Linked DNA regions of Mus musculus: region 1 is linked to region 2. A link is a loop called in an ENCODE intact Hi-C map of the cell type or tissue named here. Cell type or tissue: left cerebral cortex. All regions are shown on one strand. Each heading gives the region's core, and the rest is flanking DNA. Links, peaks and the distances in the headings are about the cores only. Region 1 holds the start of Gm41063 (a long non-coding RNA gene). Region 2 has its middle 38 kb from the start of Gm15326.

Region 1 (15,548 bases), core at 3,351-11,350, 280 kb after region 2:
GAAATTCACAAACATAAATAAAAGGCTTAAAAAACTTTCATCAGATTCAATCTGCTGTGTTGGCTGTGACTTGGTCCTTTTGCTATTCATGCAGGGAACCTGCAGGTGTCCAGTCAGGGAAGTGAACAGAGGTGAGGTGAGAATAAAAACTTCATCAACCTTGATCAGACTTGGGGAGTCTGATGCTTTCATTGTCAGCACATTTAAAACACAGTGCAATTTGGGAAAAAGTTTCCAGACAACTATCATTCCCATTCCAGGTGCACACTAAAGCTTAAGGCATGGCTACCTAGAAACTCTGTTGCAAAGTACATGTGACCACAAGAATGGAGTCTATAGCTACAGGACCTAGAATCTAGTGTGCTCTCTGACTGAAATAGCATAAGGGCCACTGAGCCATAGAGTGCGTGTGACATCATGTGACATCCTCCCTGAGGATGGGTTTTATTCCTTGGGAGCTAGAGAGGAAGCGTCTGGGATAAACATTCTGGGCCTGGGAGATGGTTCAGCAGTAAAGAGCCCTGACTGCTTTCACAGAGGCCTAAGGTTCTATTCCCAGCATCCCCATAACAGCATACAATATTTGTAACTCCAGTTCCAGGGCAATCTGATGTCTTCCAACCTCCACAGGCACCAGGTGTATCCATGGTACATGAGCATACATGTGGGCAAAACATCATACCATAACATTTTAAATTAAAAAAAAAATCTGGCACCAGAGTTCTACATTGTTTCCTTCAGTCGACTTTCGTGGATACACCAGCATCACTAAAGTCCATGGATGGTGTTAAGGTTTTGTATGTTCCATGGATTTTTGGAGAATGTATAAGGACATAGATCACTTTCTATGATACCCTAGGGAACAAAGCAATGTCCTTAAAATTCTTTTACTCCATTTTTCCCTTCCTCCAGCTGCTGGTGACTGTTAACCTTACTGTTTCCACATTTTTGCCCTTTCCAGATTTTTGTCCCATCACAACTGAATGTCTGCTTGTTTCCAAACTGTTGTCCCAATACAATTGTACTTCTCATTTCTTCGGATTATTTTATATTTAGTTATATGAATTTAAGCTTCCCTCATGCATGCCTTTGCAATCTCATCACTCAAAGGCTGAGGTGGGAGGACTTTTGTTCAAAACTAACCTGGGCTACATAGCAAGTTCTACACCAACCCAGGCTACATAAAAAGACTTGTCTCAAAAACTTCCACCATATCTTTCACAGATTAATAGTTCATTTTTAAATACTAAATAGTATCCCATTATTAGATGTTCTGCCAGCTCAGTGATGCCAGAAACATGAATTTCCATCACTTCTGAAATCAACACAAAGTTAACACCACAGACCTACTTGAAGATTCCAGTCCTGGTTTTAGCAGTTTTCAAAAGCCAGTGGTGCCTAGAGTGGAGGTTTCTGTTTGTTCTCTAAGTCTTTGGTTGGGAAATCATTGTGCCAATGGCATTCATAAGACTACCTCAATGCATTTTGTTTTCTAGCACCCTGTGGTTAAGATGTATAATGGTTTCATTCTGCTTATGTGACAAATACAACCAAAAGAAACTTAAAAGGAGATAGGGCTTATTGCAACTTAAAGCTATAGTCTATCTTTGAGAGATGTCAAAGCAAGAACTCAAGCAGAAACTTGAAGGAAAGCCTGCTTATTATTCCACACAATATCATCTTTGCCCAAAAACTCCTTTGTAGTCAGAGAGGTATAACAGGAACCATGGAAGATGCTGCCTGCTAGGTGACTCCTAGGCAAGTTTATTCTCAGCTAGCTTTCTTATACAGCCTAAGACAACCTGCCCAGGGAATGGTACTGCCCACAGTAGGCTAGACACTCCTACATACGTTAACAATCCACCACAGACCTGTCCACAGGCCAAACTGATCTGGGCAACTTCTCTCTCTCTCTCTCTCTCTCTCTCTCTCTCTCTCTCTCTCTCTCTCTCTCAGCTCTAGGTTGTATCAAGTTGATAGTCAAAACTAGATAGACCAAGACATTTTTTGGAAAACATCCTTTAGTTGAGCAGATCTTGGGTACAAATTTCGCAGCCAGTCCCACGACCCAGAGAAAGCTCCACTCCCAGGTGCTCTAACTCCCAGGATCATAGGATCAGAGGGGAGGAGGACACAATATCTGTCCCAACACAGGGAGCAGCAGAGCCCAGGCACGCAGGAACTCCGCCAGACCTACTGATTCCTTCTGGTCTGTTTGGGTCAGTGCCCTGAGCAGATCTTGGGTGCAAACTCTGAAGCCAGTCCCACAACACCCAGAGGAAGCTCCATTCCCAGGTGCTCTAACACACCAAGGATTACAGCACCCCAGGAGCTTGGTCACACCAGGATCTCAGGGACCCAGAGGTAGCTTGATTCCCAGGAGCTCTGACACACCCAGGGTCTCAGGATCACAGGATCCCAGAATCACAGGATCACAGAGACAGCTGAACTCTGAGGAGTTCTGACACAACCAGGAACACAGGAAAGATTAGCTTCAGTCAGATATAGGCAGGGCAAGGAGCACTAGAGATAACCAGACAGCAGGAGGCAAGTGTAAGAACATAAGCAACAGAAACCAAGGTTACTTGGCATCATCAGAACCCAATTCTCCCATCATAGCAAGTCCTGGATACACCATCACACTGGAAAAGCAAGATTCAGATCTAAAAGTCACTTCTCATGATGATGATAAAGGACTTTAAGAAGGACATAAATAACTCCCTTAAAGAAATACAGGAGAACACAGGTAAACAGCTAGAAGCCCTTAAAGAGGAAACACAAAAATCCCTTAAAGAATTACTGGAAATCACAAACAAACAGGTGAAGGAAACTAACAATACCATCCAGAATCTAAAAATGAAAGTAGAAACAATAAAGAAATCACAAAGGGAGACAACCCTGGAGTTAGGAAACCTAGGAGAGAGATCAGGAGTCACAGATGCAAGCATCACCAACAGAATACAAGAGACAGAAGAGAGAATCTCAGGTGCAGAAGATACCAAAGAAAACATTGACACAACAATCAAAGAAAATGCACAAAGCAAAATGTTCCTAACCCAAAACATCCAAGAAATCCAGGACACAATGAGAAGACCAAACCTAAGGATAATAGGTATAAGAGAGCATGAAGATTCCCAACTTAAAGGGCCAGTAAATATCTTCAACAAAGTTATAGAAGAAAACTTCCCTAACCTAAAGAAAAAGGTGCCCATGAGCATACAAAAAGCCTACAGAACTCCAAATAGACTAGACCAGAAAAGAAATTCCTCCCATTACATAATAATCAAAATACCAAATGCATTAAACAAAAAAAGAATTTTAAAAGCAGTAAGGGAAAAAGATAAAGTAACATATAAAGGCAGGCCTATCAGAATTACACCAGACTTCTCACCAGAGACTATGAAAGCTAGAAGATCCTGGGAAGATGTCATACAGACCCTAAGAGAACACAAATGCCAGCCCAGGAGACTATACCCAGCAAAACTCTCAATTACCATAGATGGAGAAAACAAGATATTCCATGACAAAACCAAATTTACACAATATCTTTCCACAAACCCAGCCCTACAAAGGATAATAGATGGAAAATACCAACACAAGGAGTGAAACTATACCCTAGAAAAAGCAAGAAAGTAATCTTTCAACAAACCCACACAAACATAATTCCACCTCTAACAACAAAAATAACAGGAAGTAACAATCACTTTTCCTTAATATTTCTTAATATGAAAACTAACATTACCAACATATCCTAATCAATTGAATTTCAAAAATAGGAGGAATTAGAAATTTGTTGGCTGACATCCCATGATCTATTCAAACAATCTATTCAACATAATATTCACCCTTGATAGTCTTGAATCAGGTTGTCTCGGGGTTCAAATGTATCTGTTCCCTCCAAACCCTCCCTCTATGCACACCAACGCAAATACTTTGGATCTTCTCTGCCAGTCTTTCAGTACAGCTTTTCCATCCTTGTTGAAGCATTGATGGTGTTGTTTGAAATGACCATACCTGAAAACAGAACCTTCAGTAATCTCTTCTGCCTGCCCTGGAACTGACAGGTACTCTGGGCTGCCACCAAGCATTCTCTGGGCTGCCACCATGAATTCATGATGTACCATCTACTGTCAACTGAAAGTCATCTCTTTCAGCTGCTCTGGCAGGGCCACCTGCTATCTGTGCCCCATTTTCTATCAGCTAGCTCTATGACCTTCAGCAGCCAAATCCAAATGACTAGAGGCTTGGTAGCATCCATGCCAAGGTCTCAGCCTCAGTGGGATGTGTTACCATGTTGGTGAACCAAGGATCTCAGCTTTTTTCCGACATGAATTTATACAATCTAAGTTTTAGAAACTTTGAAAAGAAAGAGCAATAAATGACCAATGGTGCTGAATTTTAAGACATAAAAGTACAGTAACTAAGATAATCTGGCCATTGTATAAAAGTAAGAAAATAGATTACACTAGACTAGACTAGACTAGACTAGACTAGACTAGACCAGAACAAGTAAGCTTAGAGATAGATTTATAGACACGTGGGTAACTGACTTCTGGTCAAAACAATTCTGTGGCCAAAATATTTATTTTCAACGATGTATGCTAGAGTAGTTAAATGCTGATGTACAAAACTATGAACTCTGACCCATATCTTGCATAAAATACTAAAATTGACTCAAATGAATTATAGACATAAAGTTGAGATCACCTGTAGGCACCAGAAGCCTACAAAAGAATGCAAGAGAATTCTTTATGACCTTGTGTTAAAACAACAATGTCCTAGATATGACACCAAACATACTGTTCATAAAAGAAAAAAAAGTAACTTGAGCATCAACAAAACTAATCTGCTTCTTTAAGTAACCATTAGAAAGAAAACTTACAGAGCAAAAGAAAATATTTGAAATCATACCTCGTGTCTTATCTCTGATAAAGGACATGAATCAAGAATATAGCAACTGGCAACAGTTCCTGAGCTCAAAAGAAAAATATGCAAATTAACCTCAAGAATGCACAGAGATGTAAATACACAACGCAGCCTACATCTAGCGAGAAGGTCATTATGATTGTCAGTGTGAAGAAGGAGCCCGCCCACCCTCAGCCCCTCAGGTCCACAGCAGCTCCAACGGAAGCAGCAACACAAGCAGCTTGGTCTCTGGGAGAGTGTCCACTCAGCCCGGTCCTTGCATCTCAAAGGAATTAGATGAGAAAAGACATTCAATATCTTTTGTGTCTAGGGTAGTGAGAATTAAAGATATACTTATTAGGATGGCCAAAAGTTATTAAAACAAACTGAATAAAAATGGACAACTGATACTCCTTATAGTATTAGTAAGGTGTTCCAACCACTTCATGAATAAGGTCGGCAATTTCTGGAAAAGTTGAACTTTTATTAAGAAATACTGATACACTCAAATTCTTAACACAGAAGCCAGCAGCTACAAGGTAACCCTTATTTCCATCAGCGAATAAAAGATTAAACGATGGGGCTGGAGAGATGGCTCAGCAGTTAAGAGAACTAGCTGCTATTTCAGGGGGGCCTGGGTTCAATTTCTAGGCTCACACAACAGCTCGCAGATGGCTGTAATTCCAGTTTCAAAGGCTATTCGGAAGTCCTCTTGTGGCCTAGCTATGTGCTACATGTACACACTGCACAGACATACACGGAAGCAATGCACCGGAACACATAAAATAACACTAAACGAATCTTTAAAAAAAAAAAGTTTAAATTAAATTCGCACATCCATTGAAATATTATTTAGTATTCAGAAGAAGCGAAGCCCTGGCCTTCCTGATACTGTATATCAGAACCTTGGGGACTTTGCGAAGGGAAATCACTCACACACACACACACACACACACAAAATCTCATTTATGTGAGTTTTCTAAATAGGCTGATATTGGGACAGAAAGTAGAATGTTGGCTACCAATGGTTGGAAAGAGGATGACGAGGAGAACTGTTTTGCAGGTATCAGATTTTAAGCTAGCAATGTGCAAAGGGTTTTCAAACTGCTTCACAGCAATGTTAACACACATGAATAGAGATAAATGCTGACATAAGGTGGCTAAAATGGTAGCTTTTGTGAGAGAGCAAAGCATTAAGATACCACAGGATAAAGCCATTCCGTTCATATGAACTTATTCACATGAAACATGTTCACATAACACGTGAATAAGAGATTTGTATATGTAGTAGCCAAGCACTCAAAGCAATCCAGGTATCTAGATGGACGGGCTTGAACCTGTGATATAAACGCTAAGGTCTGTTTCTTTCCTCTCCATTCTGGTCATTTGGCTTTCCTTGTGCCTGCATCCCACTGCCTTGGTTATATGGGTATTTGAAGGAGAAACGTCCCTCATAGGCTTGCGCATGCGAACACTTGGTTCAGAGTTGTGGGTGTTGTTTGGTGGCGGTCATGGAAGTTTAGGAGGTGGAGCCTAGCTGGAGGAAGTTCGTCACTGGAAGCGGGGCTTTGAGGGGCTCTAGCCTTTGTCCTACTTCCGGTACTCACTCTCTGTGTGTGAATCAACCGTGATCGGCCAGCTCTTGTTCCTTCCTCGGAGCTTTCCTTGACTGTTGCCTCAACTTACCCACAATGGTGCACACTCATTCCTCTGAAACTGTAAGCTGAAACAGACCCTGTATGAGAACTTTCCCCCATAGCCACACACATCTGAATGCTTAGTCACCGGTTGGTGGTGCTGTTTGGGGATGTTATGGACCCTTTAAGAGGTGGCGCCACACAGTTGAAAGTATGTCACGGGGGGCTTCGAGTTACAGCCTCAACCCACATCCACTCACTTCTCTGCTCTTGGCTTTTGTGCCTTTATCTTGAAGAGGGAAAGAATCTTAAATGTTTACATTAAAAGTACATTGATCTTCCTAGAGTATCCTTCCCCTATCGGCCTACTGAGGAGCTGTCTGATTCCTAGACCTTTGTTATAAGATACATGAACCTGCTACCACGGTTGCAGCTTCAAAGCCACGTTCCGTGGATGCAGTATCTTTGTAGATAAAGATAAGCTTTATCCAAATCCATTTCAGAGGCTGTTGTCACTAAGGAACACCACAAGCCTATGAGATTGATAGATGTGTGTTTATCACAAGCTTGCACAGGCTTGCTTTGACAGTCAGGGCAAGCCTCAAGTCCCTGCTCCTTGTCCCTCCTTCTATCCTTTTCTTAGAGTCTTGCTATGTAATCCAGACTTGCTTTGAACTCATTGATACCCCTCCTTTCTTGGCCTCTCAAGTGCTGGAATCAAATGTCTGCCTCCATGTCCAGCTTTGTCATGTCTCTGGGCTCTCAGCACCATTGGCCTGTAAAAGGGAGTAGTGAGCTGAGACTTGGACCAGTGCAGACACTCCCAATTAAGTTTTTGACTGCCGTTTGTAAGGCTGCAACATCATTATCATTATCCCCTGATTGGTAGAGACCACAGGATAAAACAATGTGTTGTGGTATCAGGGAAGCAAGCCAGGGGGGGGGGGCAAGAAGGGAGCTGTAAACACAGAAAATTAGTCCCTGTGAAGTGAGCTTCCACCCTCCACCTCAACTGTTTTGGACTGTAAGTCAAGCCAAGAGGCAATTGTGTAGAAATGGGGGAGTTTGATGTTGGCTGAAGGTCACCAAAAATAGAAACTCAAGAACGCTCCTGTGTGAGAATTAATGGTGGTGTCCAAAATATTTTAGAAGAGGGTTGTTATCGGAGTCAGTGTTCTTTAACACACCTCCTTCAGCCCATAGGGCCTCAGGTCCTAAGGTCCTGCCCAGCTTCAGCAGTAGCATAGATATAATCAACTCTCACTTTGGGAGAGTCTCCACCCAGTCCATCCTTGGCTTCCCCACAGCAGAGCTGCAGCAATCATCACCGGCCCCTCCTCACTTGACCCACGGTATGGCTGGACAGCTCCAACTACAGAAGAGACACGGAGCCCTCAGTGGATGGGTCTGTACTTTCTGCAGTTTAGCATGGTTTCCTCAGCTCTTCCCAGACGCCATTGTAGACCCGAAGCTTCCCTAAGCATCAGGATGCCTCTACTCTGGCCAGGAGGTTTGCAGACGCTCCCTGTCTTGCTGCCCAGCTCCTACCCCATTGGCGTTTCCATTTCCTCAATTCCAAAGTTAGCCTAAGACAGCTGTACAGTGCTTTGTGGGCGTGCATCACACCGTCTGCGATGGGCATTCTTTGCCCTCAGAATGGCTGGCTGGCTGCTCCAACGGGCTGGGTTTATATCCTGGGCTTCTGATTCTCTCAACAGGATTCATGTCAAGTCTCCTTCCCTCAGGATCTTGGGTAAACCATTCTAGTTTGTCTGCTTTCTTCATCCCACGCGGTCTTTTAAGCAAGAAGCAGGAAACTAGAACATATAACTTTTTAAGAAGAGCAACTTTGATATCTACACACTTTTCATTATAATCACTGTGCTTCACGTTGCAGACACATAGATTTAAGAATACTTTCAACGTACAGAAGGATTGACTGACGTCTCTGTCATGGATGTTCACAATGTCAAATCCCACCTCTCAGCTAGGACCGCCCATGGAGGAAAGCCGTCATGTGAATGCCAAGTGCTGCCCACATCAGTGTGCTGGAAACCCGGGAAAGAGGTGTTGTGGACTTGCTGCCAATGAAGCACACCATCCCGCCATGACGGATGCTTTCCAGTCCATGACCAGTTATACAGAGAGTGGCTGGGACGTGCTCTGAAGCTGTGCTGCTTCTAGAAACAGTGGGCTTAAGAAGTCAGTGGCCATTGTAAGCTGAGGGGGGAAGACCCTGCTGCTTCAGTCGTCTTCATCGGTCTGGTCCAGAGGTGACTCCAAGAGCCTTCTGATGAGGATGCAAGAGAAAAAAAAAAGCCAAATAAAAGTCTCTCCCCTGACTGGCCAAATTGTATTTGGGAGAGGTAGAAATTAAACACAACAAATAAAATATATACTACAATGGATGGTGGAGACTTGCCCATTTTAATTAAAGTTGTCAAGGTAGATCAGACCAGGAAAGTGGAAATCTCCAAAAGAAACCTTCAGGAAATCTCCAAGAGAAGAAGGGAGTTGGGCGAATACGTAGGGACAAAGTATTCTAGGTAGAAGCAAATGCAGAGGCCCTGAAACAGTCCTTTGAGGATGAACGAGGAGACGGAAATGGCATGTGTCCTTACCCCCTGAGCCAGCTCGTTCACCCCTGAATTACATTTTAACCAGAGCCCTTTGTCTTTAGGGCCCAGCATTGCCTGAAGTGGACAGAGACAGGAAGCCGAACAGCTTAAGCAAGTGCTGGGGTAAGATGGCAGACAGACGGGATCACAGCCGCTCAGACCGGAGTCAGACCTGGTTAGAGCGAATCATCAGTGGAGGAAGGGGGCGGGGGCGGGGGAGGAAGGGGAGGGGGAGGGGCGGCTTACTGGGAGGTTTTCTCTCTTCCAGTCCAGTGAGAATTTCAGATGGACATTTTCTTGTGAATAGCCGTCTCTTCTTAATAGCATGATCCTCTGATGAAGAGAACTGGAGACCCAACATTTGCCCTGGTGACTGCAGTGTCTCATGTCCAGGATAGAGCTGATAAATGCTGCCTGCACATCGAGATCACCAGAGATACTTGCAAAGCACCGATGCCCAGTCTTGTCTCAGGGATTCTATTTCACCTAGGGTCAGGCTGTGAGTAGGAATTTTAGACCCCTCTCACCAATAGTTCTAATATTTCTCTAGAACTAAAAATAAATTGCTAACAACAGCCCCTAACCTGTCTAGCACCCCCCCACACAAATACAGTGATTTTACATTGAGACTTGGAGCAATGAAAACACATGAAGCGGTCAGTGGAACAGCTGGGCGGGAGCACTCCGAGCAAGGGCGATAGCCATTCGAAAGAGGTGATAGTCAGAGAAGTACTGTTGGTACAAACACACCAGCAGCCTCTGTAGCCGTTTACAATTGTAGGTGGGGATCACGCGCAAGTGTGATGTGCTACGCTAATAGTGTGCCCTTCAGTTCACTTACTAGAATCCTGACACCTGATGGGAAAGTATTGGAAAATCCGCCCCCCCCCCCCCTCTCCTCTCCTCTCCTGCCATGTGGGGACTTGTACTAGCCACCTGCAATTCATCAGAAGGCTGTGGCTGGAAGTCCCAGCCTTCAGAGCTGTGAGAGGTCTGCCCAGCCAATGGTCATTTGTTATATAGCAGCTTGAGCTGGCAGGTACCTGATGCCATAGTCACTCACTGCCTTCCTACAGGCCAGGGCATGTGAAACATCAGTGGAAGGAAGCATCAGCTAGAACTGTCAAGAGATCACCAAAGGGAGAGTTCAGAGCCACACAAGTGAAGCTGGCATCCCCAGGTAAGTGTGGTCTTCTTGTACATGACATGCTGTGATTGAAGCTAGGTTCCTCCACACTTCAGCCTCTTCTCAAAGACTGCTCGTGAGTATGACGCCAGTTTCACTGCACTTCAGACATCGAACAGAGCAGGGTGTTGAAGCTGACAAAGAAAAACATGTTCATCTTTAACACTGGCTTCATTCGGTGCCTGTCTCAGTTTAGGGCGATGCTGTGATGAAACACCATGACTAAAAGCAGCTTGGGGAAGAAACGGGTTTATTCAGTTTATACTTCCACATTACTGTTCATCACTGAAGGAAGTCAGGACAGGAACTCAAACAGGGCCAGAACCTGGAGACAGGAGCTGGTGCAGAGGCCACTGATGGACGGTGCTGCTGACTGGCTTGCTCCTCGTGGCTTGCTCAGCATATTTTCTTCCTTATAGAACCTGGGCCCAGGGATGGCACCACTCACAATGGGCTGGGTCTTTGCACATAAATTACTAAATAAGACAATGCTCTACCAGCTTGTGCTCAGACCTACAGTATGCAAGCATTTTCTCAACTGAGGCTCCCTCCTCTCCAAAGACTCTAGCTTGTGTCAAGTTGACGTAAAACCAGCCGGCACAGTAGCCAAAGAGATGGGAAATAACATGCTAACAAAAAGTCAGATTTGACCTTCAGATTATTAAAAATCATTTAGAAAAAAAAATGAACTCTGTTATATTTTCTTACATCTTCCATAGAGGAGTGGCTGCAGTCACCGTTTTCACTCATATATGTCCTTGGAACAGAGCACGTCATTTTTAGGGTCTGAAAATCACTGAAAGGAAGACCCCAGACTCAGATAGTACGCAAAAGCAAAGAGCAGTGATTCTTAGAAGAACTCTATTATCCCTAGTTTCTGCCCTTGATTTCTGGTGTTTAACCCAATGGGAACATTAGTGGAGATGGGACTAAACAGATCCTCTTTCTTAGTTAGAGCCACAGCATGGTTTTTTTCCAAAGAACCTCCCCCACCCCACGCTGTATTTCTGTTTTCCCTTTCTGCTGCTGACAAAACTGCCTGCCAGGAAGTTGTCTGTCTTTTGCATGCCTCATGGCAGTGCAGCTAGAAATAGAAATTAGAATGACTTCAAATCTCGCATGGTGATGTTTTCCCTCCAACTACATATGGTGCCAGCAGGCAGAGCAGAGGGAGAGGGAGTCGTTAAAATAACACAAATGTGAGATCACTCTCCAATGTATCCTCACTTGAATTTCTCCTCATCTCTGAAATGGATTATTTGAATTAAATCATCCTATTATAAGACTTTCCCCATCCCCCACCCCCACCCCTAACCAGAAATGTAACAGAGATTGATTTTCAAATCAAGACTTAAATTCACGACCATAGGCAGAGCTTAGAATTGTTCAGCGCGACTCAGAAAAGTCACTGGTGCCAGTTCTGTGAACTCGCGCTTGGGTTAATATGATATCCATCCATGAAGCTCACGCCGTCGGTGGTGTGGGTGTGTCACATAGCTAATGTGTGTTGAAGTTTGTGTCTCCAGCTACACATATGAAGGCACTCACTTCTAAGCCGGGGGGGGGGGGGGGGGGTGGTGGATATGATATTAATGGGGCTGCTTTCAATGGAAGATAATCTCAAAGTAACTTTCTCTTTTGGAGGTAGTAGAAAGAGAAAGCTTCATCTTTTAATTTAGCGAATATGTGAGTGCCTATTCTAAAAGAGGGCAGCACTAGAAACTTTAAACACAGTCAATGGAACATGCTTTCTGCCTTGAATAACCTACCTGAGCTGTTTTTAACTCAGGAGTTAGGGCGACTGACACTGTGGTCTGACCCAACTTCCCCAGAGTCAGGGGCCTCTGGATTCTTGTCTCTCAGATTCAAAGGACAGATCCATGGACTGATGAGTTTGGAAAGAAAGTTCCCAGTTCTTAGAACTTACAAGAAAGCAAGCAGAGCTCCTACAAAGCAGGAACAAGTCCTGGGAGATGGGGCTTTTTATAGACATTTAGTGGAAACTCCGTGACACATAGGGAAGGCTATGAGCTGGGCAGCTCAGCGACACAGCCATGGGTTGTCTAGGGCCCTCCTCTCAGCTCTGGCCTTATGCTTGCATATTGCTTCCAGGAGAAACCGAGATAAGGAGAAACCAGAAACCTCCTGCCTGGCATCCTGGCTTCCAGCCAGGGCACAACCAAAGACATTTTGGTTGAAATATTTCTGGCATCCCTAGCCGTTGTCAAGGACAGAACTTCCAACAGCCTCGGGACATTTCTGGCTTTTAGCCTCGTAAGACTGTTTACTCTCCGGGCTCTTTACCCTGAAACTGCCCAGCCAGTTTCTGTCACCTGCTTCCATCAATAATCATGTGTTTGGAGCTTCCTGTACATTTTAGAATGATCGGCACCCGAGAGATACTAAAGGAATCGTGTCCCTGACTTGAAGCAACATGAAAAAAAGATTCTTGCACCGTTAACCAAAGTTTAAGTTAACTTGTATTTGAAGCTGGTGGAACCGTGGGATGCCGGTAACATCCTCTTGACATAAGGATGACACGGATCCTCACACCACAGCCAAGCTCTCAGCTTCAGTGAACAGAAGAGAGCGCCCGCCCGAGTTTCGGACTGTTGCTGCAGAAGGAGCCACTGCTGCAGGAAGCTTTTCAAATCCCAGTTGTATTCTTAGTTTCTCTCTCAAGGTAATGACAAACAATATGCTCACGGCTGCTCCCCAATCTAGATGGTCACAGTCACTGAATGTGAGTCTTTGTATGTTTTGGTGTCACTCGGACAGATTATTAAAAAGGCAGACACAAATGATGTCTGAGCCTGGGGCCCACAGTCAATCCTCCCCCGTGTACCTTCTTGTGCCAGGCTCTTTCCTGCGTATAGTTCATTGAGCTATAGCTCAGAGGAGGTGCCCGGGCATAGTACGGACCTTGTAAATCAAGTGAGTGCACTTTAGAAAACTGCACAATCTGTTTGGAAACAATTCCCGTAAGCTCTGGCCTTGGGGAGGGATCCATTAGTGAAGGCCAAATGGTGTTCTGCTTATGTCATGTCTGTTAGCTACCCTTGACCGTATCTAAGTCTTAACTACATCTAAGTGTGGTTGGTTTGCCTCTCCCCCACCCCCACCTTCCATTCCCTCAGTACCCCACCTGCTCACCCTCCTGCTCTCTCCCTTCTCTACTCAACCAAAAACACTTGAAAGACCAAAAAAAAAAATACAGCCTGAAACCTAGAGTTTCAGTCAGCCAATATTCTATGTAGTCACCTGCTAAGGTTGAGGGTGACTGACTGTGGGTGCCCACAGAGCTACCCACCTCCAACACCATCAGCTTTCTAGTGGAAAATTCCTGGGCACGGAAGGGTCAGCTTCCAGACAAGAAACCACCCAGATATGCTTCCCTGGGCACAAAGACCTTGGTGTTCAGCCAACCACTGCTCTTAGAAGTGGGGGCTTTTATGTCCGTGTCTGTCACGTTTGCATCTGAAGCAGCTCTTTACTGCAAGGTTGATTTTTTTTTTCTCCAAGGCCAGTCCCCCACCCTCCCATCTTTGGAGGAATGTGTTAATAATTTGCCCCGGGGAGATGAAAGTCTCTTTGATACAAGTAGAATAAACACACGGCACATTGCTCAAAGGTCTCATCTCTACCCTGGGAGTACTTCTAGGGGCTGAAACAAAACTGAGTAAAATGGTCCGTCTTATTTCTGAATTACTCTCCATCCCTCATTTGCTCCCGTGCCTCCTCCCTGACTTGTGCAGCTGGACAGTATCCATCGTAACTGCAGGAAGCTGCAGCCCATAAGGGCCATGGCCAATACTTGTGGTAAATACCTTTAACCTACATCAGACCTGAATGGCCCCTGCCGTGTGAGTGGGATTGCACTGGGTGGGACGAGGATCACCTAGACACCGAGTTGAAGCAGGCTTCCTGAGACAATAATACATCAGGGTGGAAGGGAACCGTTTAGTTTGACATTTCATTTCATGGATAACTTCCTGGCTATACATCTTCCAAATCCTGGCCTGGTCTCTCCCTAAGCTACTATAGTCCCTATATCCCAAAGGGCAGAGAAATCAATGAAGGTCCCTTATAACATTGCTTCTCCTTCTCTCTTTCTTTTCTCTCTCTCTCTCTAAACTTTTTTATTAGATATATTCTTTATTTACATTTCAGATGTTATCCCCTTTCCTGGTTTCCCTTTCTGAAAACCCCCTATCCCCTCTCCCCTCTCCCTGCTCACCAACCTACCCACTCCTGCTTCCTGGCCCTGGCATTCCCCTACACTGGGGCAGAGAGCCTTCACAGGACCAAGGGCCTCTCCTCCCATTGAGACCGACAAGTTAACCTCTTTTTCTGTCCCTACCACTACTGTGAAATACACTTCTTCCCAACCAACGCTAAGTAGCATTCCCGGGTCCCTGGGGCCCTTTAGGGATACAAGTGGTGGCTTGGATTGCTTGGTCTACCCTGCAGGATGTTCTCTCGCCAATATGGAAAGCCCCCATCCGATACCCAACGACCCTGCTAGCCTGCAGGCATCCAGCACACGGCAGATGAATGTGCTGCCTCGCTCAGTCTGCTCACAATTCACCGTTCACCTGCACACCCCCAAGGCAGGCTGGAAATACACGATCACGGGTGACAGTCCCACACGAGCACGGGTGACAGTCCCATAGCTTGCTCCCTTTACATTTGAGCCTCTTCCAAGTTCCATTTTGACAGCCACTTGCTGGTAAAGTTGATTAATCCAAAAGACTTCCTCTTGGACGGTCCGTAGACTGGCAGCCAAGTTCAGGGGCCAGGATGTGTTCTCCACCTCACTTGACCTTGTGATGAGACTCCAGCTCACTCTCCTTTACCTTTCTATACAGGAATAAAGTGAACGCGAGCCATTCAAAGATCCAGTTTCAGCCTGGTAAGCCAAAGGTCACTGTTTCATTTATTTCCCAAAACTCGAAATATGACAGTATAATGTACTTTCCCTCCAAACTGTGTGGGTTTGATGTTCATTATCTTAGAATTCATAATACATTTCCTTCTTTATCATCAAAGCCCTAAAAACTTGTCTTGGTCTAGACACCTCCAGAGACTGCGTTCACTCCTTCAGTTTCTCTGTCAGGTTTCTCTTCCAGAGCAGTTTGTCTGAGTCTCCTGAAGCCCCATTCCTCAGAGACATGCCTCCCTCCTCCCTTCTCTCCTCCTCTC
Region 2 (15,548 bases), core at 2,948-10,947:
TGTCTTAATGAAAGCAAATGTAGGCAAAAATTACTATATTGTTCTTATTTATTTTACATAGCCCTTTGGGCCATCTGAGAAGCTCCAGTCTCTCTCCGAGACCACCTGCCTTACTTCTTTGTAGCTTTTTGGGTTGTTTATATGGTTATATCCATGAATACACATCTGCTATCTCCTGGGAGCCAGAGCCAGGGAGCTACGGGCTTCAGTGGCATGGCTTAGACAGCTGGTTTGGCTTTTTTGAAACCTCCTCCTTGCAGGTAGAGAAATATCTGGAGAAAGGATTCAGACTTGCATTGATCCCATTTAAAAACCTAAGTATCCATAGCTCAACAAGAGCAACAAGAAACAAGGATGCGCCAAAGAAAGAAACAGCGCTCTACACCTTCCTCTCTAGGCTGAATTCTTTCCACGTGCAGAAACCAGCAAGGACCACTCCTTTAGGCCACATCTTCTCACAGACAGCCTCTGCTGGTTTCAGAGTGGAAACTGACAAGGGCAAAATGGCGCTGGAGAGGCAAGTGGGGAGAACAGGTTTCCTTTGGGCCCACTTCAGACGGCTTAGTGACTTTTAAAAATCTTTCTCCCAGAGAGCTCCAATCTTATGGGGAACTGAAGAGTCCAATGTTTTGTAGAAAAGCCGTTCATCAAGCTATTTCTGAGGTACAAGCTACGTAAGATCGGCCAACTGTCTGGTTTTGCTTAGTTCACAGACTCTTATGTAGTGTGTGGCTTAAAAGGGACAAGAAGATGAAGTGCCAGTGATCTGTCTTCCCAAGGGTCCCCTTCCTTTAAGCTTGACAGGGATCAACTATCTCTGCTCTCTATTCTCGAGAAGAGGAAAGGAACTGCCAAATTTGTTCAATATTTTCTCACTGAATCCCAGCTCTGCCTTGTTCAACCAGGTCGGCTGTTAGCTGTATGAAGAACTCACACAGAACAATTCATCAATAACATTGATGGGGATGAACATCCACGGATGAAGCTGGGAGTCAGGAGGGCTCACAAGAAGCTGCTTCCATGGTCTAAGCTGATAGTTTTGGATAAATTGTCCAGTCTCTTCTATATCCGCACCCTGTACTTCATATCATTGTTGTGTGGAAACTAGTAGAATTTTGTGAAAGTGGTAGGCTCTCAGAACCAAGGAGGATATAAATAAGAGCTGCCTCTGGACACCGGGGAGCTTCTAAACATGGGACTTTACATTGCTGGCTTTGCTGTTAAACCTGTTCGCTACTGAAGGTAGAGAAGTAAAACAGAGTCTAGAGCTCTAGGACATGACACAGGGGCACAGCCCAGGCAATGGGGGGCAAACACATTTGGAAGAGTGAGTAAGGTCATGGGAGAGAGTGGACATGGAAGCAGGCTCACAGACCAGGGTTTCCTTACCTAGCAAGGCCTGGCAGAGCTACGCTAATATGCCAGGAAGAGGGACTTGAAGGCAAACACTTCCATTTGTTCCTTTCCCTCTGCTGCCTCATATCAAACGCACGGTAAGCAACGATGCTTATACAAGACACTGTTTATGTACACAGCTGCTATTCTCATGTCTTCTTTGACAATAAGAAACTTAGTTTTAATTAGACAGCAGCAGGCTCAGTTTTAGTAAGTGCTTATGATTGTCTGACTCAGTTATATAAATCCATCCAGTGACTGATGCAGAAGTGGTCATGTGATTATTGTTCTGACCCAGAAAGCATAATGGCATTTTACATGGACTTATATAACTTTATGTGTGTGTGTGTATGTATATGTATACCCACACCCACTCAACCCCCATATATATGTATATGTATGTGTATGTGTATGTGTGTGTGTGTGTGTATGTGTATGTGTGTGTATATGTGTATGTGTGTGTATATATATATATATATATATATCTTACATACACAGACATCACATGTTGTGACACACAATGATCCCATATAGCTATCCATGAACCTTAACTTCACCAGTAGCATGCTTTGATCATCAAACTGTGGAATGGCTTACCATGAAGAAGAGACAGAGTAATGACCGAATGGGGCATCTGAGCAAGTGGTTTAGTGATTGTGTGTGTGTGTGTGTGTGTGTGTGTGTGTGGTTATGTATATGTATGTATGTGTGCATACAAAAATGTCATTTCTTAGCTTCTATCTTGTTTGAGGCAAGGTCTCGTGTGGTTTACTGCTGTGTATGCTAGGGTAACTGGCCAGCAAGCTTCCGGGGACTCTCCCATCCCCACCTTTTGTCTTGTCATAGGAGAGTTGGGATTACAGGTACACACTACTGTGACCCTTTCAAAAATCACATTTTATTTATTTATTTATTTATTTATTTATTTATTTATTTATTTATTCTGTGTGTGTATATGAGCATGCCATAGTATATGAATGAAAATCAGAGCAACTTGCAGGAGTAGATTTTGTCCTTCTCCCCTGTGAGTCCTGGAGATAAATGTCAGGTCAGACTTTGTAGCCAGCGTCTTTATCTGCTTATCCATGCCACCATGCCCAGTGTCCAGCTTGATGTGGGTTCTGGAGATCTGGACTCAGGCTCCTTTGCTTGTGCTATCATACTTCACCCATGGAACCGTCCCCTAGATCCAGAATCAGTATTTTCAGAGGACAGGACAAAGCTAGAACAGGAGGGAAAGCGGAGGGGCCTTTTCCTTAGGAGAGACTGAGGACAGGCGTTTGAAGATTGCTGGCCAATCAGTTGCCTCCTCCCATAACTTAAGGATGTTGTCTCCTCAGCAACCTGAAGTGAGTACAAGGTCAATTCTGGACCCCTTTGAAATCCACTGTCAGCTTATGTCTGGATTTGTTTCTAGAAGTCTTTCGTTCAAGTATATAGATCTTGGCATCTCTGTTGTAGGAACTTGGAGAGAATATCCGATTCCATGGCTGCTTCTCTTTCTTGCTGGAAAGAAGTTTTCTCCTGGATGGCATATCAAAAGAAGCCTTGGGAAACAAGGCCTTGAGCTAGAACATTCCACGAGCTGAGAGATGCATGGGCATGCACTCAATAAGAACATGCTCTGAATAGAGAGTGCAGGAAATGAGGCAGGCACATAATGCACAACTCATGGACTAGAACATGCATGAGAATGGGGCATGCATGGGAGGAACATGGATGGGGTAGAACATGCATGGAGCAGAGCAAGCACAGAATAGAAATACATGGAATGGAGCATGCACGGACTATAACATGCACGGGGATGAGAGAGAAATACCGTGGACTCATGTCAGCCATTTGCAAAAGTGATGAACGATTGGGAGAAATATGTACCAAGTTCATCCTGTGGCTTAGATTGGGTCAAGATTCAGGTGCAGTATAAATACACAGGCCTGTAGGTCAAAGTCTGTTGTAGGGGAGCCAGGCATTCATAAGCTTCAAACGCCTGCAAGTGTACAAAGAGTGAAAGACAAGGCAAGTCATTTCTTTTCGGCATGCAATCTACAGAACCCTAAGAACGCATCTGTAACCGCTTATGGCTGGAAGCATGCAGACACCAACTCCGGGAGTCATCTATTCGATGTGTTCCATAACAGCAACGTTGTACTCTACCCTTAGCGAATAATGAGTTATTATACAGCAAAGGAAAGCTTGTTCCAAAGAGCCACTCACTTGTGTTCAGTGACAATAACTTTATTCTTGGATCTTAACCGCCCCCAGTTTTCTTGGACTGTGCTTTCCCCTCCAGATGTTCACAACATCTTACAAAGAGGACTACAAAAGTTATGAAATGAAACTTTGACACTTAAATGCTATTTTGCAATGCATGCTTACTTCTATTTGCAGTACGTATTTTAGTCATATTATATATCATAATGACTGTGCCTCAGGTGCAGGCTATAAGGCTGTGCAGGATTTCTGGGTCCCCAACTGCCGCCCCGAGTTCATTTTTTCCTAGTCTTCATAACAATTGAGAGTCCCTTTAACTCAATTTTCAAAACTGGGGTCCTGGACTGCTTTGATCGTTTGGCTGATAAAATTATTCTCTTATAAGCCTGGAGTACCCAGTTCAGTCCCCTAGAATCCACATAAGATATCTGGGAGTGGTCGTGCTAGTTTATAATCCCAGTGCTGAGAAGGCCTCAGAGACAGGCAGAACCCTGGGGGTCGCTGCTTAGCCCATCCTGTTTTGTCAGGTTCCAGGCGGATGGGAGACCATAGCTCCAAACAAAACAAGGGACTTGAGAAATGATCCTGAAGGTAACCTCCCGCTTACACACACACATAGACATAGACATGGGTATGTGCACACACACACACACACACACACACACACACACACACACACACACACGACACTGACACAGACACACACATGTATACATGCTACCCGATTAAGATAGAACAAATATAAATATACAGTAGAATAAGAGTTCCAAATATGTGCATCTCTAAGGTAGCATGTAATCGTGAAATTCTTTTTTAAATCTAGAGTGGGCTGCCTGAACCTTTTGTGGGTCCTTTCTGCCCCTGAACCCTTACCTCCTCTGCTTATTATTATTATTATTATTATTATTATTATTATTATTATTATTTCCCTCTATTCAGCCATTATAGATTTTTTGGAAGGAGTAGAGCAGAGCTTTGAAAGACAATGGGTAGGTTTCAGGGGTATCTTGACTTTCCTGTGTGATAATCCTTAATTCTCACAAGCAAAGGTGTTGGCTACACAGTCTTGTTCTTCTCTGTTCTGTTATTGTTTAATAGATACTCGATTAAACGGCAGCATAGGCTGTGCAGGGCCTTATCTGTCTTAGAATTCTAGGTTACGGTCCATTACTGAGGAGAGTTAAGGCAGGAACTCGGGCTGCTAGTCATACCACATCCACAGGCAAGAGCGAAGAGAAGCAACCATATAGGTACATACTGCCTGCTTGCTTGTATTGTGGCCTGTCTCCTCCATCTTTGTGGTATGTTTTCCGTGTCTCCCGTGGACTAAGCTATCTCGACTGTCCCAAAATCAAACCTTTCATTGTCATTTCGACACAATTCCGTCCAGGCCACGTAACGAGGAGGACGCCATTAACATAGGTTGATCTGAATCACACCTGTATAGCCCTTCTGCTACCCGAGGCTCAGTTTGAAAGGTGACTTCTTATCATAATGGGACACTTTTAAAATTGGTGTTTATTAGAGAGGATGTCATTATATGTGAAACTCAAATGTAAAGATCATTCCCAGGGCTGGGGATGTGTCTCGGCAGGTGGCTTGCTTCAAATGCATAAAGCCCTGAGCTTGATCCCTAGGACTTAGAGTCTCCTGGGACATTCCTGTAATTCCAGTACTGAAGGAGGTGGAGGCAGGGGGATCGGAAGTCCAAAGTCATTTGAGGCTAGCCTGGGAAATGTAAGAGCTTGTCTAAAAACAAAAACAGTAAACAAACAAAAACCCCCAAACCAACTCTTTGAAGTTGAAAAGAGTTCCTGTTTTATGAAGACAGGAGAACCTGTCAGACAGGGGCCAACAGACTCCAGAGTGCCCAGTGGCTGGATTAAGATAGCCCCCCTCCCCAGCCCCCAATTTCTTCTGCTCCACTAAATTCCATAAAGGGGAATCACAGAACAGTTTAAACCTCTGAGTCGATTCACCCTATAGTTAATACAGCCTGTGTCTTTTCTCTCTGACTCCTACAAATGGCCCTGCACTATCAATCCTACTCCCTTACAGCTCCTCGAGTAAATTCACTCAACAGCGACTTTTTCCATCAGCTGAATTGGAAGTGTTCCTGTGGAGTTTCCTTGCGGGGGGGCGGGGTGGGGGGAGGCAAGAAATCAGTTTCACACAGGTATAATGTCCTGCCTTTCTGAAGACTGGCTGTCTCCCTCCAACAGAACCCAGTTTTGCACAACTAACCCCTCACACCCCACCCTTACCCAGGCTCCCAGGCAATGTGAGGCTCCAGGCAATGCCACCGGTTTCCATACAGCCCAGTGTTCGGGCGCTGCAGCTACCCATTCTAAAGGTGACTGTCTCTCTGTTGTAATTACAAAAGCTGTCCCAGCACTCGGGAGGCAGAGGCAGGTGGATTTCTGAGTTCGAGGCCATCCTGGTCTACAGAGTGAGTTCCAGGTCAGCCAGGGCTATACAGAGAAACCCTATCTTGAAAAATAAAAAACCAAACCAAACCAAAAGCTTAACCGCATAACCTGAAACCTTGCTGGGAAACTGTCTATGGACACAAAGGACACACAGATCCAATCGCTTCAGAACTCGGTCCTTTCCAAGCTTTTTTTTTTTTTTTTCCTCCGAGGCAGGGTTTTTCTGTATAGCCCTGGCTGTCCTGGAACTCACTTTGTAGACCAGGCTGGCCTCGAACTCAGAAATCCGCCTGCCTCTGCCTCCTGAGTGCTGGGATTAAAGGCGTGCACCACCATGCCCGGCTTTTTTTTTTTTTTTTTTTTTTTTTAGGAGTTTTTTGTTTCTGAGTCTCTGGGATGGGAGAAAGAGCAGACCCAGGTTAGCTGATGGCTTGGAGCATGCCCATTGGGAAAGCTGTCGCTGGAGACTCGCACACACACGCTTTAGTATTTAGCTTAGGAAAGCTAGGTAAAAATGACAGCGGTGTTCCAGCTTGGAAACAAGAAAGAGCAGCAGAAGAGAGCATGCCACCGGAGTCCCTTGAAGGAGGTGTCACCCTGAACTCATTCTCCTCTGCTTGCTCACCACCCCCTTGCTCTGAGGGCTGAATACTATAATCACCACGCAGAGAGTGTGGGGAGACGTTTATTTTTAACGCTACCGCCAGCATCCTCACAGCGTGCGAGATCCAATTTTACACTAAGCATCTGCTCAGCGTGTGGCCCTGCTGCCAGCCCAGCTGCTTTCTCCAAAGCTGAGCCGTGCTGAAATTCCTTGTTTTACCCCAACAGAGTATGTGATAGGAAAAACGGAGGAGTTGAAGCGTACACTCCCAGGAGCTGGCTTAACAAATGCCTAACTTGGGGTCCGCCGTTCACCAGGGAGCAGAGAATGAAGACGGCCCAGGAGCTGGGACCCAGCTCTTAGAGACAGCTAAGTCTCTCCCCTCTTTCTAACTAACAGAAGCTGATTTCTGGGGCGGCCAGGAGATCAGCTCAAAGCTCACATTTCTCTTGAGCCCGGCGTGGCCTTGTGACCAAGCTCTGGCTGATTAGAGTGTTCTGTGGGACTTCCAGGAAGACTTCTTAGACTGAGGGGGTGGAGGTGGGCTGATGTTGTCTTTGCTGCTCAGTTTCTCTACTCTGGCCGTAGAACAGATAAGAGGGCAGGCAGCACTCGGGTGTAATACTGCTGGATTCCAGGCCAATTTGCAGAGAAACCCTGTGTCAGTCGAGCTTGTGGCACAGAGGTAGAAGAGACCTTAGGCCTGACAAACTTTGCTGAGTCATGCAAGCGCCAAGCCTTGACCTGCCTACTGGAAGGTTTCCTCCCCTCCCTCTCTGCCTTCCTCCCTCCTTTTCTTTCTTCCTTCTTTCCTGAGAGAAAATACTTTTGTGCGCAGAAGTCACCATTTTTTTTGATTCGCCATCGGGACAGTCATATACAATTTTCTGACTGTTGTATCAATCCGAGGTTTAACATTAACACAGACGCTATTCTAGGTTTTTATAGACACAGGATACAGGAAATAGTACCTGGGATCTAATAAGTATGCATAAAGGCTACCTATTAGCACTACATGGGGGAATTACCATTTTTGCCAATCATCTCTGAGTTTAGACTCTGAGAGAGAAATGACCAATTTTTTTTAATACTTTTTATTAGGTATTTTCCTCATTTACATTTCCAATGCTATCCCAAAAGTCCCCCATACCCTCCCACCCACTCCCCTACCCACCCACTCCCACTTTTTGGCCCTGGCGTTCCCCTGTACTGAGGCATATAAAGTTTGCAAGTCCAATGGGCCTTTCTTTCCAGTGATGGCCGACTAGGCCATCTTTTGATACATATGTAGCTAGAGTCAAGAGCTCCGGGGTACTGGTTAGTTCATATTGTTGTTCCACCTACAGGGTTGCAGATCCCTTTAGCTCCTTGGGTACTTTCTCTACCTCCTCCATTGGGGGCCCTGTGATCCATTCAATAGCTGACTGTGAGCATCCACTTCTGTGTTTGCTAGGCCCTGGCATAGAGAGAGCTCTATCTGGGTCCTTTCAGCAAAATCTTGCTAGTGTATGCAATGGTGTCAGCATTTGGAAGCTGATTATGGGATGGAACCCTGGATATGGCAGGCTCTAGATGGTCCACCCTTTCGACACAGCTCCAAACTTTGTCTCTGTAACTCCTTCCATGGGTGTTTTGTTCCCAGTTCTAAGAAGGGGCAAAGTGTCCACACTTTGGTCTTCATTTTTCTTGAGTTTCATGCGTTTAGCAAATTGTATCTTATATCTTGGGTATCCTAAGTTTCTGGGCTAATATCCACTTATCAGTGAGTACATATTGTGTGAGTTCCTTTGTGATTGGGTTACCTCACTCAGGATGATGCCCTCCAGGTCCATCCATTTGCCCAGGAATTTCATAAATTCATTCTTTTTAATAGCTGAGTAGTACTCCATTGTGTAAATGTACCACATTTTCTGTATCCATTTCTCTGTTGAGGGGCATCTGGGTTCTTTCCAGCTTCTGGCTATTATAAATAAGGCTGCTATGAGCATAGTGGAGCATGTGTCCTTCTTACCGGTTGGAACATCTTCTGGATATATGCCCAGGAAAGGTATTGCAGGATCCTCCGGTAGTACTATATCCAGTTTTCTGAGGAACCGCCAGACTGATTTCCAGAGTGGTTGTACAAGCTTGCAATCCCACCAACAATGGAGGAGTGTTCCTCTTTCTCCACATCCTCACCAGCATCTGTTGTCACCTGAATTTTTGATCTTAGCCATTCTGACTGGTGTGAGGTGGAATCTCAGGGTTGTTTTGATTTGCATTTCCCTGATAATTAAGGATGTTGAACATTTTTTCAGGTGCTTCTCTGCCATTCGGTATTCCTCAGGTGAGAATTCTTTGTTTAGCTCTGAGCCCCATTTTTTAATGGGGTTATTTGATTTTCTGGAGTCTGCCTTCTTGAGTTCTTTATATATATTGGATATTAGTCCCCTATCTGATTTAGGATAGGTAGAAATGACCAAATTTTAATGTGGCTTTGTGCTGGGTTTAAAAGACCTTTATAACTTGTAGTCTAAGCCTGCACGCCCTATTTGATTCTGTGACATTTGAATATGCATTCAGTTGTGTCTTCATCTGTTCCTTCAGGGAACATTTATTCAAGTATCCATTACATATGTGGCACAGCTTACGAGACGGTGGGGTCCTAAGGGAGAAATAAAAGGAAGACCCTGGCTTTGAACTGATGTAGTTGGAAAGGATGTGTAATAGCAATACCAGCATCATCCAAGCCCCTTACTATATGGATTCAGTGTTTTCATTTATTGTTGGTAGCAATTCACTGAAACAGGTGTTTGTAGAGTTTTCCTCGTTATCCTAGTATTGCTAGGAAACCAGCAACTGCTGTAACATTAAGAGTATGTAAAGAAGCTGCCATTTCCCTAAGATGTGTTCAAAGCTCTTGACCTCAAGACAGCAAGCAGAGTAGTCCATCATTTATAAGCAGGGCCCTGCCCTGTGGTGTAGGGCAGCTCTCTGAGTGTGGTCCTGAGACCTGCAGCTGAGCACCCTCTGGGGGAAACTGGAAATCTAACCCCATTGGACTTCTGGAGGGTGGGGTCCTGGACTCTGAATTTTAATATTCTCTCTAGGTGATTTTGTTTAAATATCTATCATAGTTTAAAAACCAGTATGGCAGCTAATGAGTAAGTGAAATTTAACTTTAGCAGGAGGGGTAAGCAGGCACAAACAGATTCAGAACTCAACTGCGGATAAAGTACATGTACAAAGTTTGAGTTAGTTTTCTACTCTTTAAGAAGGCCAGGGAAACAGATATATTATGTATCGTCATTAGTTGCCTATTTGAATATTTGCCGAAGTCTCATTACATTTGACAATGAGCTTTAGGTTTGTTTCCTCATATCCCAGGAATCTTGAGTGTGAGTTATCTCTGATGAGAACTCACAGACAAGTGGGAAGAGAATGAGTTGGAGACCGCCAAAATAAAAGCAAATATGGTAAACTTGAAAGCCGCTCTATAGTGACATACACTTCTCTTTTGCTCGTTTCTGAAGTGTGAAAGCTGGGTGTGTCTGAGTTGTTGGCACGCAAGGTGTGGAACGACAACGTCTTCCTCAGTGGTCCCAGCATTCCCAGCTGGAGCCACCATATCTGCACAGAGCTCTCTTCTGCTCTAAACCCCACATCTCATCCACCCAGGTCTTTGCGCAGGCTGCCAGAAAGTCTGATTTTGAGAGGGGAAATCTTTTATCTTCAAATAAAGAGACACAATTAAGCTAAGAAAAAAAAAAATAAATAGACAACATAAAACCTGCTTGCTCGGTGGGGTCCAGCCCAGGAGCCCTGCTGAGGAGGCTGGAAAGCACCCCCCTTCCCTCCCCCCCCCCCCCACCAAGAGTGAGTTTGATGCACACAGGCAGGCAGGGTTTTGCTGCTGCTCTGAGTTGAACCTGAAAACACTTGGGAAAGGCAAGTCCCGAGGTCCCAGAGAGGTTCCTCTGCTGTGATCTGAAGAGGCTCCTGATGCTTAAGAGCAAGAAAAAAAAATGAGAAATTTCTATCTTTAGCTCACCTTTAAGACATAACGCCAAGTGTAAATGGAGATTTCTGCCATCAGTTTCCTTGTCTGTGGTTTCTATAATGAATTTAAAGTCAATCATAAAATCAAATATCTGGGTGTCACTGAGGGATCGATATTTTGGACTTGCCTGAAAATTTCCATTTCTCTTTTAATTATGTTAAATCTAGTGTTATGCACTTCTTGCCTTCTTTCTTCAAAAGGCAATATATTTTAACTTTCTTCTTCTCTGATTTTTTTTTTTTTTTTTTTTTTTTTTGTCTAAAAGAACACAGGCAAGTGAAACAAGAGTGGCTTTCAAACCCCCTTTCCCTGACCACGAAAGCAAAGGAATTATTTTCACAGGAGGCCCCAGGACTGTAAACGGAGGTCCCAGGAAGTTCTGTCACAGAACCAGGGCCTGGTGTGGTGGCACCTACAGGGTGACCTCACTTCACCTTCATTGCCTCCCAAAGGTCCCAATTGCTATTAGCATGTGACTTTGAGATTAGGTTTCCAACATGAATTCCAGGGGAGGTCTTCAGTCTATGGGCTGTGAAGGAGACTCAGGAGGGGGAAGAAGTTGTTTGTTCTCAGAAAGCTATTTTTCCTTCTCAGACAGGTATGTAGCCTGAGCTGGTTGTAAACTTATAATGTACATGGCCTCCAACACAGGATCCTCCTGCCTCAGCGTGCCAAGTGCTGAGATTTCAGATGTGCACTACCCTGTCCTCCGATAACTTCTCATCAGCTCCTGACCTTAAGAACTGGACGGTGGGTGAGAGACCTGGGCTTTAGCTCTGACTCTGCCATGTACAACTCAGTGAGCTCTAGAAAGTCCCCCCTTCCCCCCAGGCCTCTATTTTTCTTTCTGACAATGAGGTAGTAAGAGTAGCTTTTGCTTTATTAACTTGGATCTGTGCTTTTTGGAACACAGGCAAGAGGATGCCATTCCTCACGGGCATTTTCCACACTGACGATACTAAAATGTTAAGGAGCTGACAGGAAACTGCCCAGGCAGAATCCTAGGTTGTTTATAAAGGACAGGAGTATATCTGGAGGCTACAGTGTTGACACAAAGGGTACCAGTGAGCCCTGCTCAGAGGGCGGGCACCTTCTAGGAGGCTCTGCCTCCATGCCTTAAAAGTGACCAACTAGCCACTTCCCTGTACTGTCACCTTGGTGGAGGTTGGGAGTAGGGTTTTAGTGTGGATTTTGGAAAGACCTTGATACCACAGCAGACCCTTCTGGTTCCTTGGTCTGAGACCAAGCTGATAGGCATCTCACCTGAAAAGGGTTAGGTCCTAGGGTTATGGTGACAGCTCTTTCCTTGGAGGGTGTTCACACACAAAGGCTGTGGAGAGTTATGGGTGACCAACAGAGGGTAGCGTGAGAGAGGACCAACATAAATACAGATCTCCCTGGAAGAGTGGTGTTTTTATAGAAGCATGCGGTTTCATGGTCATAAAGAGCTCTCATGTTCCCCCAGCTCCCGATATTGTATCGGTCCTGTAATTTTCAATTTGTTCCCACCCCACTTTCTACAGAACTATGTGTCCAGTGAGGTTAGGGTCATGCATCATTTGAGTTCACAAATTTTCAAGACTTCTTCCAGCCCAGAATGTTTTGTTTTGTCTTATTTTTATTTATTTTTTTCCTAACAGATACAGATTTTAAAAGTTTGATGGCTGTGTGCTTACCTGATATAATTCTAGAAAGTGATACTGGTTTCTATCTGTCATTGGGGGTGAGCTTCCCTATGCAAATACATCTCTTGAAGTTAAAAAAAAAGTCGTTGGTTTGAATGAAAAACAAAACCAAAAAAAAAAAAAATAGGCAATGAGTTGTACTTATGTACAACATAAAGTTGTACATTGTTTTTGTTTGTTTTTGGTGGAGGTAGGGGAAGGAGAAAGGAGGTTAAAAACCAACTCAGTGAAGGGAAAAGAAGAAGGGAGTTTCAGATCCGAAAGTAGGATCCACCTTGATCCAGAAGCATGAAGCAGAGAGCTAGCTGGGAATTTCTTGAGATTTTGAAATCCTTAAGGCCATACCTCCAAATCTTTCCCAAATAGTTTCACCCACTGGGGACCAAGAATTCAACATGGAGGCCATTCTCATTCAAACCACACACCTGCTTTGTGTGCAGCAATGCAAAGGTTTAAAACAAAACAAAAAAGTTTCCTTAGTTCTTTCTTTTAGCTTTGTTTTTTACCTCTGATAACTTTTCATTGCTATTTCTCAGACATGAAGGCAGCCTGGGGACTGGTCACCATGTGGGATGTGGGTGGTGGTGTGGATCACCCCGGGGTCATACCAAAGATCTCAGAATGGTTATCTCCAGTTGTGTTATGAGAAGTCAAGGTCGGCTCAGATTTATGAGCTCACGTTCATAAACGCTAAGCAAAGAAGCAAGAATGTGAAATCAACTTTGATGCTCTTCTGTGCTAGGGAAACTGTGATCTGGCTCTTGCGAATGCTTTAATACCTTGGTCATGGATGACAGCTACCACCACTGTGAAAAGGGGCACTCAACCTCAGTAAACTGTTTGCCACCAAATGAAAAGGGTAGAGTTCAGTGTCTAGAGTACTTTAGGCCTTGGCTATAAAAACACAAAGCATTTGAGTTTTATTTCAAACTTATATTTTTTAAAAATCCTTTTTAATTTTTTTTGAATGTGTGTGGGGTATCTTGTGAATCAGGGCATTGCAACAAATTCTAGGCTGACATGAAATTCACTATGTAGACCAAGGTGGCCTTGAACTTGCACCCATCCCACTGCCTCTGCCTCCCAACTGCTAGGACTACAGGCACGTATCACCACACCCTGCTGGAAAGTTGCTTTTAAACCCTCTTCTCGAAGGAGTTCGAGTGATGGAGAAATCACGGTCATTTCAACAGTGTGGCTCTCCCCACCCTCATCCCAGGAGCTGGACTGCTACGCTTGGCCAAGAATAAATGCAACTTGGGTTTCAAAACCTTGCCTGGGCAGCTTTTGCTTCTGTGGGCTTTGAAGACTGAGATGTGAAATGTAACAAACCTCAGGAAGCATTTACCAACAGTCGTTTTGGTGTATTAGGCAAGAAATTCTTCATGGCCAGGATTCCCAGAGCCTTCCCTTTCCTTGTCTGAGAGGCCGGAACCACACAGCTTCTGCAGCCCTCTTATCTGCCTAGACAGTCTTTGATCCACCCACCTTAAAGGGAACAGGAACGTGTTTGTTTTCAGGCACTGTCACGCCCTACATGGAAACAGTTTAAGTTGTGTATTAGACACGGCAAATTAAAAACATCTAAAAATAACACCTCAGAAAGGGTTGTTTATCATTTCTTTTGAATAAAATGTGAATTCCGGTTGGGGGGGGGGAACTTGACAAAAATAATCTTGCTGAGGAAACTCCTTTTTTGGCAATTTGAGATTTTTCTATCCTCTCCAATCTCTTCCTGTCCTCTTTGCTGTTGTTCAAAATCATAAACAATATATTGGGATCAATTAAATATATTAAAATCTGGAAACAGTTCAATTTTTGTCCTCTTAGAACTTGCAGATTGACATTAGCTATTTCAACATTGTAGTTTCTTAAGGGGTACAGAGCTTTGGAGTCATCTGTAGGAAGAGATTAATTTTCATTTGTGCTGTAATCATAATATAGAAAGCAAAATATACTCCCTAGGGGAGTTGTTATATATCTAATCATCTCCCCTGGAATGGACAGCATTAGCAAGAGAATCTGAACTTTTAGTTCATTGTTAATTCCTCAATATGTATATATCTAATGATCCATTCTTTAAGAGAGAAACTGTCTGGACTTGTGGAACTTGTGGTGGTTTCGATGAGACTGGCCCTGCTAGGCTCATATGTGTGAAAGCTTGGTCCATAGTTGGTGGAACTGTTTGGGAAGGATTAGGGGCTGTGGCCTTGTTGGAGGAGGTGTGTCACTAGGGGTGGGCTTTGAGGTTTCAGAAGTCCATGCCATTTTCAGTTAGTTCTTTCTTTTTCTGACTCTGGTTGTTCTTAATATGTAAGCTCTTAGCTACCGCTACAATGCTATGCCTGCCAACCTGCTGCAATGCTCCCAGCTATGATGATCATGATTCACCCTCTGAAACTGTAAACAAACTCCCAATTAAATTGTTTTTCTTTTTTTTAAAGAATTTGTTTTGGTCATGTTGCCTTTTTACAGCAATAGAAAAGTAATTAAGACGGAGCTCAATTATACTGGAAATATTTTAATTAATAAGTTTACAGGAATGAAGGAATTGAGTTGAAATATTTCCTATCACTTCTGAAAGTGAATCTAAATTCCAGTTCAAACCATGCGGGAAACATACATTCTCGTTTCTAGAATCTAGAATATCCATGAAGACTCTCATAGTCTAGCTTTGGAACTGGGGCATGAGCCCTTCTCATCATGTGGGCACATTAAAGAACCTCCCAAATCATTTTGATTCGGTTGGACCTAAGCAAAAGTTCAAGTTCTTGTAGTTAAAAATGAGAATGTAAGACCCAGATGAAGGTGAGGAGACTAGAGCTTTTCTGGCTTGTGATGCTCACAATATGACATATCAATATGACAAGCCAAAAGCCAGGGTTTCAATGTGGCTCTCCAGTTAAAGCTCTGCACCAAGACATGTTAGTATTTCTATTGGGAAAGAAGTTGTGAATTGGATCATTGGATGAGTTTTGATGTTATTCTTGAATTACCACCTTTGCTTTCTTCCATTTTTAGCTTTGTGCTCATAAAGCAGTGTCTGTGAGTGTCAATTTCTCAGTTGTAAAATGGCCAAAACAACAAACAAAATAATGCATTCTGTAAATAACCACAGTGGGGACACAGAATAGTGTGATGTATGGGGAAAGTGCAGAGAGGAGCAGCTTTCTGTCCAGCTCTGA

What was found. Peaks named below come from ENCODE experiments on the same cell type or tissue, not always from the same donor. Only the 100,000 strongest peaks of a DNase experiment are listed, where the experiment ranks them.
Region 1: it touches region 2 in a loop (2.1-fold over the local background); 3 of 42 quality-filtered maps call a loop at or near these places.

The regions. Positions count from the first base shown.
Region 1 is chr13:112,176,007-112,191,554 of GRCm38, forward strand. It overlaps Gm41063 (a long non-coding RNA gene), which reads left to right and starts at 6,438. Exons shown (of 3, transcript XR_873963.2): 1 at 6,438-6,623; 2 at 9,223-9,283; 3 at 9,429-9,742. Gm33849 (a long non-coding RNA gene) reads left to right here and starts at 10,170. Exons shown (of 3, transcript XR_382922.3): 1 at 10,170-10,340; 2 at 12,459-13,029; 3 at 15,215-15,336. In left cerebral cortex, for the core only: no CTCF peak of the experiment used is centred there; a DNase peak (open chromatin) is centred at 8,117.
Region 2 is chr13:111,898,289-111,913,836 of GRCm38, forward strand. No RefSeq gene overlaps it. Among named protein-coding and RNA genes, the nearest start is that of Gm15326, 38 kb to the left of the region's middle. In left cerebral cortex, for the core only: no CTCF peak of the experiment used is centred there; a DNase peak (open chromatin) is centred at 6,778; H3K27ac peaks cover 447 bases.